Regions from separate parts of the Homo sapiens genome. Here region 2 is linked to region 1. A link is a contact called in ENCODE Hi-C or POLR2A ChIA-PET data. All regions are on one chromosome and are shown on one strand. The core of a region is the stretch at or near the end of the contact, and the rest is flanking DNA. Distances in the headings are between cores, read along the strand shown.

Region 1 (4,232 bases), core at 1,569-4,068:
ATTAAAATGAAAGTGTTTTTAAGATTAATGAGATAATACATTTAAAGCCCTCAGAACAATGCCTGGCATGTTTGAGATATTCAGTAAGTGTTTTTGTTGGCTTTATAAGCACGTCAGCAAAACTTTTTTTAACTTTTGACTTGCTCTCAGCCAAATAAGTAAAGTATTTATGCAAAAATAATCATGACAAGGTCAATAGTAGCAGCAATAGTAGTAATATATGACTGAGGCAGAATTAAATTCCAGAGCCCATACTTTTAACTACCTACTTAGGGTTAGGTACTGAGTTAGGTGCTATACTTGAATTATCTCCTTTATTCCCTAGGAAAACCTGGTAGGTAAGTGTTACTGCATTTTATAGATGAGGAACCTGGGGCTTAGACAGATTATGTAGTTTGCCCAGTATTACCAATAAGTGCACAGAAAGGCATGATTAGAATCCAGGTCTTTTTGTGTTTATCTTTGGAAGTATTGCTACACTTGTTTGGTAGTAATAAATAGCTCTTTTTTTAGAAATCTTGTGCTTAAGTGGCATCAGAAAAGATGATAAGTTCATTTCACCTCCCAGGTAATGTCCTTAAAATTGGCAGCTATAGGCCGGGCGTGGTGGCTCATGCCTGTAATCCCAGCACTCTGGGATGCCAAGACAGGCGGACCACGAGGTCAGGAGTTCGAGACCAGCTTGGCCCACATAGTGAAACCCCGGCTCTACTAAAAATACAAAAATTAGCCAGGCATGGTGAAACCCACCTGTAATCCCAGCTATTTAGGAGCCTGAGGCAGGAGAATCTCTTGAACCCAGGAGACAGATGTTGTAGTGAGCCGAGATTGCACCACTGCACTTCAGCCTAGGCGACAGAGCGAGACTCCTTCTCAAAAAAGAAAAAAGCAGCTATGACGGTTACTTAAATGGGCAGTAAAATGGCATTTGAGGAATAAATGGTCAATAGGATCCAGTATTTACAACCATAATTGATAGTGAAATTACAGACTCATCACTAAGAAAGCTTTCCTATCACTTTACAATAAATTGTGTAATCTGAAAATAATTTTAAAACAAAAAGTTATCAAGGTCCAGCTTCAGGAGAGCCAACGTGACAGCTGACCTGATGCACCGGAGTTACAACACAAGAACTGTTGCATTCCCTTGCAATGGTGTGTCATGGGTTTGATCCACATGCACACAGAGTATATGTATTGAAAACAGTGGTGACATAATGTTCTACTTATTTTTGGATCTAGATTTCTTCAAAAACTAATGCGAGAAAAATACTCTAAAATGGATGATTTCTTCTGGCTATCCTTCAGAAAGACTGAATGAGAAAAATATGATGCTGCTAAAATAGGCCAAAATGTTGATGAAATGTCTGTGGATATTGGAGGATATACTCAAATGTAAATTGTCTCCTTTGTCATAAAATAAGGCGAGGCTATAGGTCGAGGTATTGGCAGTTACTATGAATAGTAAATAACCATTGAAAGATTGCTTGACTTTGAAATTGATTGCAGAGATAAACATTTAAAAGTTTTCTCTCAAATTTCTAGACATGTTATTTACCTCTCTATTCAGGTTATGTGGCCCATCTTTGTGCATTGGCAGTCTTATTACATTTTTTCTTCTCTTTTTTTCTCTTTGTGTTTTTAGTCTGTCATTCTCTTGATCTTCTACATATGGTGTAATGAAAATATGCACAGAATGTAATCAAGAAATGTCTCATATAATTAAAAAAAACAATTTAGTGCTTCTTAACATTGTACTAAATAGAAATTACCAACTGAGGGAAACTGATAAGAATTGACTGTGTAAATGCCTACACCCGAACCAGCATAGATATTGTTTAATAATTGGTTTTGTTTCTCATGATAAATAATGCTGCGTGACCTGTTACCCCACTTGAGAGATGCAGGAGTTAGAGATCAAAATGCTCGCTTTCTTAATGAGAAGAGCTCAATTGAAGACTTCGGTCTGTGGCAAGGGTGCCTGCTGCCCTTTTAGCCTGAACGAAGCCAGACTTACCCACTCAGCCACCAGGAAGAGCCCACCATGCAGTTCTCTCCTGTAGGGGCAGCTCCCGTAAAACCTGTAGTATGGAGTGGAAGAGAAAGTGCACATTTTGCCCGAAGTTGGAGGAAGAGGCTTGGCTAAACATGCTCAGTTCCTTCATCACTCAGATACCCCATGAGCAAGAGGGCAGAAAAATGCCCAGGGGTTATGCTAAGGGAGCTTCCTCTACTTGGAAACGCGAAGTAAAAGAATAGGAGGGTCGGCCCTCAACAGTCAATTAGGAGATGAGGCACAGCTGAAATCTAGGACCTGTTTTAAATCTGGCTGAACACATTAGCTATATAGTACCTGTGGTTTCCAAATACTATAGTAAATATATTGTATGTACTCGGATTACTGGAGATGCATTGTCAAAGTAGTCAAGTCAAGGACCATATTCAATATTGAAGTGGGTTTCAAAGATAATGAAACATAATAAGGACTCCAAAAATGCCACTAAAAGCAGATTCTCAATATTAGCTGTGCATCAAATTCACTTTAGTTCACTGAAAAATAACCTGTTGATTAAAATTCTGTTCCTCGTCATCATCAGGAAAGGATTTATGCTTTAAAGTTCCTATGCTATTTAATCTATTTTGCATTTCTCTGGCCATTGTGACTGAATTTCTCTTTCATGAGTAAATAGATAAGACTAAATGACAGCCATTTATAGCATCATTGCTGAGGACACAGCTGAGGGTCTGCCCAGCATGAACCACATGTTTGCAGAATGGTTGGTGGACAGCAGGTCCCAGCGTGGGATATTAGGTATGAGTGTCACCATGTGTCTCAGTAACACAGAACGGTATCCTTGGCAATGTACTCTGTGACCTCCACAAAACATTAGATATGCTGCATCAGCTTGACTGCTGAAAATAGTAAGCCTGCCTGGCACGCATAATTCTGTGGCCATTCTGTGCTTTAACCAGTAGTCTTACAGCGAAGCTCTGACCTGAGGCATTCTGCTTATAGCACTAACAAAACTTTGCTTTCCAAGGGGTTAAAGAAATACTTTCAAAACATGTGGCCTCACTTCCACTTAATTGCTGTAGGGACTCTCTGGTTTCAACAGGAGCCTTTGAATCTGAAGTTTAAGCCTTGCTTTTGTTCTATCAGCCCTCTTTTCCTTCAGTGATATGTTTTGCATTAGCGTTGCAGTGGAGTAGACACTAGCCTGTATTGATTTTGGTTTGCATGCTTATGCTAAGGCAGAGGTGTTAATTTTGAGGAAGAATGAATCCTGGTTTGGACCTGTGCACTTGAGGAAAGGAGGAAATTATAATTTCCACCATCTGTAACAGTGGCCCTGCTCCGAACATTTTGTGGCAAAGAAATGTTTAGTAGGTAGCTCTGGGCGGACAAGAGGGATTCAAGAATCAATAACATTTAGGCAAAGGTTAAAGACAGAAGGATGAATGGCACCGCCCAACAAAAATAGACTGATGAGAGTTATTGGCCATGGGGTGTGACTTGGAGAAACTGTCGTTTAAGGATTGGGGGAGAAAAAGGGACTCAGGAAGAGGACTGAGAAAAAGAAACAGAGAAACAGTGGAAAGTGGAGCATTCTAGCATCCATTTGAAGGAGAGTGCAGAAATAGGAGGTAATGAACTGTGTCAAATGCAGGTAGAGATTTAGCACATTGCAAGAACTGAAAAGTGTCCCTTGGATTAGCAAGTAAGGAATGATTGTTGACCGTAAGAGGATTTGTACCAGATGGTGAGAATTGAAGTCAGATTGTGAGGGGGATCAAACAGGAGGAGAGAAATAAAGACTGTGATTATGATCAACTCTTGTGGGCAGGAGAGCTGAGAAAGAAGAGGAGAGAATGTGTGGCTCAGGGAGCCACACAGTCCTTGGAGGACTGTTCGTTAGGGTAGAAATGTTTTTTGTCTTGTTTATAGGACAAGGAGAAGACTGGTGAGAAAAAGATGAAGACAGAGACAGAGAAGAGAGGGGAAAATAAGTGTGAAGTCTTGGAAGTTAGGAAGGGATGACTTTGACAAGGAAGGAGAGACTTCTTTTGTCCTCGGAGCAGGGGAAAGGAGACGGAACACAGGAGTGTATAAAAAAGGAATGGAGTATTGACAGTGCCGTTTCTGGAGGCCTTGACTTTCTCAGGGCAGCAGCAGGCAAGGATGTCTGAGAGTAAGTGGGAGGGGTGTCACAGAGAGAATATGAAGAGAGAAG
Region 2 (4,282 bases), core at 1,203-3,702, 51 kb after region 1:
CCGCTACTTATATGGCAGTGTTTGTTGGAATGATGGCTTCATACTAATAGATCCTAGAAATCTAATAAGATGAGACTCAGGAAACAAGAATACTATATAATTATTGGGGCTTTTGTCCAACAAATGGCTGATGTTGGGAATGCTGAATTCCTTTGTGTTGTTTAAAACACTCTAAGCCAAACCAACTCTTTTATTCATCAGATAATCTAAGGATGCCCACTGTGTACAAAGGCAATGACATAATAACTATAAAAACTATAAAGCCCTTATTCTCAAAGTACAAGGTAGAAAGTATAATGTGCCAGAAGAAAAGACAAGATCATGGGGGCATAGGGTTCACAGGAAGAACAGATTGCCTCCAGCCGTGGGAACCAGGAAGAGCTCCCATGCAGAGGAACTACTTGAACCACTTCCTGGAAGACAAACCCTTGGTATAATCCGAATTGATCACTTTTCTGAGTTTCTGTTGTTCTACATCTGTGCTTCTTGATTATAACTTAAATTCTCTAGGTATGTTATGGGTTGGTTAAAGATGCCTCAAAGACAAAATGCTTCATAATTTTTATTTGCTGGAGTATCTAGCATAGTGTAAGACATGCAGCAGGGGCTCAGTGAAAACTTCATTGGATAATTTCTGTTTTCTTCTGAGAGTAGCAGAATCTCAGGAGGCATAAAATCCTATTGCAGATGTGTTGCTAATTGTAATTCTCGGATACAGTTAGGCTTATGTCTGTAGTTTTTAGTTTTGCCCTTGTCAGGTTTTTTTCCTGATTTTTTTCCTTCTTTTCCCAGAGTGGAGTAATCTACATGTGTAACAAATCTACACTTTAGATTTGTTAAGTGAATGATTTAAGAAGGAATCCTCAGAACCCACAGATTGAACCACATCCCTAATGCATGCTTAACATTGGGAACTTTCTGCTAGCCTAACACACTTTCTCAGTACCCATCCTCTCTTCCCTAGGGAGAGGAAGCGACTCTGAATCCGACTTGCCTCATCGGAAGCTGCCAGATGTGAAGAAGGATGACATGTCTGCACGGCGGACTTCCCATGGTGAGCCGAAATCAGCAGTGCCTTTTAACCAGTACCTCCCGAACAAAAGCAATCAGACGGCCTACGTCCCCGCGCCTCTGAGAAAGAAGAAAGCAGAGAGAGAGGAATACCGCAAGAGCTGGAGTACCGCCACCTCCCCGCTGGGTGGGGAGAGGCCCTTCAGGTAAGGCCTGAGCACCGCTGCCCTCTTCCTGGCTTGGGCATGAGTGGTTTGGGAACTGCAGCTCCTGGACAGGAACGAGGTTAAATGACCAATTCAGAACTTTGATGGAAGATTACAGATGGAGGTGGGTGGGACAGATCTTTGGAGAGAGCTTGTCAGGAGAAAATAGAAGCTTCGTGAGTGCGCCTAGAACAGTGCCTGGCACACAGTAGGTATTCAGCAACTACTTGTCTAAATAAGCAGATTTCTGAAACCAATTCTGTTGATAGGACATTGAGAGCAAATCTGTCATCCTTGTCCTTCTGCGGAGACTGCTTGACTCCCAATCCTGTCAGATTAGGCGTAGAAAGATTCCTATCTTTATGCAAAAAGATGTTTTAAAACTCTAGGCTTAAATTAACTTGATATAAGCTCAAATATGTGATGCATGGAATGTGGTTCACAATAACATATAGAAATAGTCATAATAAATGGATTTCTCATCTCTTTAGAGAAACAGTGTTTTAATCTCTGATTATGCTTTTGTATTTATTTATTCATTTATTCAGCAAGTACTTATTGAGCATCTACTATATGCTAGGCATTGGGGACCCAATAACAAATAAGGCAGAGTCCCTGCCTTCAAGAATCTTACAATAAAATAAACTTGTCTAATAGTCCATCTGTACTATTATTTTCCATTGAATAAAGATGTTATTACAATTTTTAATTTGCTGAACAAACTAATGAAATTTACCTTTCCAGCAGAAAAGGTTTTTGCCTTTCATTATCAAGTCTGGGATAACTCTCAATGTTGCGGGTATGATGCATTGTATGAATTAAATGGCTGCGTTGAATTTTCTTCACATTATCAGGATTATATTGTGTGCTATGACTTTCTTTTCTAAAGTGAAAAGTAATATCAGAATAGCGGGGAGATGACATGGGGTCTGCTCCCCAGCCCAGTCTGTTAGTTTGGTAAACCATATTGTCCAACTCACTAGCTTTCCTGAAACGATAGAGGAAGAGGGGAGTGAAGTGGGGTCTGCTGGTGAAGACAACCCAGCTGGCCAAATGAATCCTGGTTGGAAGCCTTCCGATGGTGGGTGTGAATTACCTGACGGCAGTGGTAAGGAGCACCCTTCTTCAGACGGGGCTGTGGTGGCACCAGCTCCCAAGTCTGAAGAAAAAGATGCTGCTGAGATCCAAAAGCGCAAAAGGCTAGAGCAAGCTGGAATCAAGGTCATGCCAGCAGCACAGCGCTTTGCCAGGTCAGCTCTGGGCTGAGGGCTGGCCCGGCTGGCTTTCTGCATGCCTGGGGATTTGGAATCTGTCTAGAGAGTTGGAGTTTTCATCTGATTTTTCCACTTCCCGCTTTTCCTATTGCATCACTGTTCCCTGCTCTGAGCACGTAGATGATAGTCTTTGCCTTAAGGCATGTCTCTGCTAAGTACCTCCTGGGTATTTTAAATGAAGGTGAAGAGTGAGCTCCTCACTGCTGGGTGCAGCCCTTGTCTTTGTCATGTATTTGTGATCAGTCATGTGTGGGCTGCAGGATTTACCTAGCAATAACATTGTATTTTTCTATTGTTTGTGGCTTGTTAATTTTCATGCTACTCCTAAATGGCTCATATCTTACTTTACACATCACTAGAAAAATAGTCTGTTGCTTTGAAATGGGGAACACTCTCTTTAGAGAGTGGCTGGCTTACAAAATCCACTTACTTTCTTTGTCCCAAGAGAGTACTAAGTAGAATTGGGTTTATTTGACTCCTTAGTTTCTAAAGCATGTTGATTCAAAAACAAAGAATGGAGTAATTACTTCTCTTTAATTGTAACAAAGGTACTAGTATCCAGTCCTGATAGCTTCATATTACATGTGAGATGGAGACCTTCAGCAATCAGAGCCAAGGAAAACTATAGTTCTGCACTCTTCTGTAGTGTTTTGAGAAGCTGGTTAATTTTTCTTATAAAATAACCACAATGATCCTAACAAATAATAGTGCAGCCAAAATGTATTTTACAAATTGACATTCATAATAATTTGACAGTTGGAATTCCTTTGCCACTTGCTGTTCCATTTAATTTTTTTTTTTTTTTGAGATAGAGTCTCACTCCGTCACCCAAGCTGGGGTGCAGTGGTGCAATCTTGGCTCACTGCAACCTCTGCTTCCCAGGTTCAAGCAATTCTCCTGCCTCAGCCTCCCAAGTAGCTCGGATTACAAGCGTGTACCACCACGCCTGGCTAATTTTTGGATTTTTAGTAGAGATGGGGTTTTACCAGGTTGGCCAGGCTAGTCTAAGAGGTGGCTGATATACCCATCTTCCAGAAGTCCAGAAGTGGGAGCTGAGGATCGTTGATAGTCAGTGACTTGCAGAGCTGGTCACCACCGACCTGGTGATCAGATTCGGATGCTCTGACCACAGCACCACATCTGCCTCCCACACATTTTCCATTTCTCTATACAGCTCCACATGTGGTTATTTATGTGGTCCAGGTCTTAATTAAATATCCAGTGTTGAGTTACATAAATTTAATTCTAGAGTACCTTTGTATTAAAAAAAAAAACAACTAAGGATATACTTCCTCCTTGTCTGTGGTATATTACAGATAATCATGCCTATTCTGAACACGTATGTGCTTCTGGAATATTCTAACATAAAATTGTGTTTATGTTACAAACAGCTCTCTGAGTTTATTAAATAAAGAGTAATGTAATAAAATCTTTTTTTAAAACTCCAGATTTTTTAAAGTTTTGATACAGAGACCTTATCAAACACATTTTTTTCTGCATCCCTTGAGCATCCCATACACCATGTACCAGAGACTGGACTAGATGCTGAGAAGACAAAAATAATAATAGTGAGGGGAATACTATCTCCTCACTAGGTACCATTTTTCAGACTTCTCCAGCTTCTGCCTTTAAGGACATAGTAGTAGGTAATAAGTGATACAGATAAGAATATGAACTTACCTGAAATTTTAATCTTCCTGTCTTTGACACACATCTTTCATTTATATCACGTGTAAAGTCTTTAAGCTAGTGTTTACCAAGGATACCATCATCCTTAGAGTATCTAAAACA

What was found. A loop is a pair of places that touch in the nucleus more often than their neighbours do. ChIA-PET counts read pairs that join two places held with the same protein, here RNA polymerase II (POLR2A). Pooled maps may share reads with other maps.
Region 2: a map of tibial artery shows a loop between it and region 1 (4-fold over the local background). The contact joins two enhancer-like sites. A Hi-C loop is called at or near these places in 7 of 168 maps with a recorded cell type or tissue (HCT116, Right ventricle myocardium inferior, aorta and 4 more) and 9 of 50 pooled maps. POLR2A ChIA-PET finds 5 or more read pairs at or near these places in 3 of 52 experiments (A549, BJ and H1).

What each region holds. Positions count from the first base shown.
Region 1 is chr4:41,567,278-41,571,509 of GRCh38, forward strand. All of the region lies in intron 1 of LIMCH1 (LIM and calponin homology domains 1), which reads left to right. LOC105374423 (a long non-coding RNA gene) reads right to left here. Exons shown (of 4, transcript XR_001741667.2): 1 at 1-4,232. Among named protein-coding and RNA genes, the nearest start is that of LIMCH1, 31 kb to the left of the region's middle. Within about 2 kb of position 2,819, at least 6 of the 41 ENCODE cell types and tissues checked have a DNase peak (open chromatin) inside an H3K27ac peak, as active enhancers do.
Region 2 is chr4:41,618,224-41,622,505 of GRCh38, forward strand. It overlaps LIMCH1 (LIM and calponin homology domains 1), which reads left to right. Exons shown (of 32, transcript NM_001330672.2): 6 at 965-1,217; 7 at 2,201-2,467. Among named protein-coding and RNA genes, the nearest start is that of LIMCH1-AS1, 72 kb to the right of the region's middle. Within about 2 kb of position 2,453, at least 2 of the 41 ENCODE cell types and tissues checked have a DNase peak (open chromatin) inside an H3K27ac peak, as active enhancers do.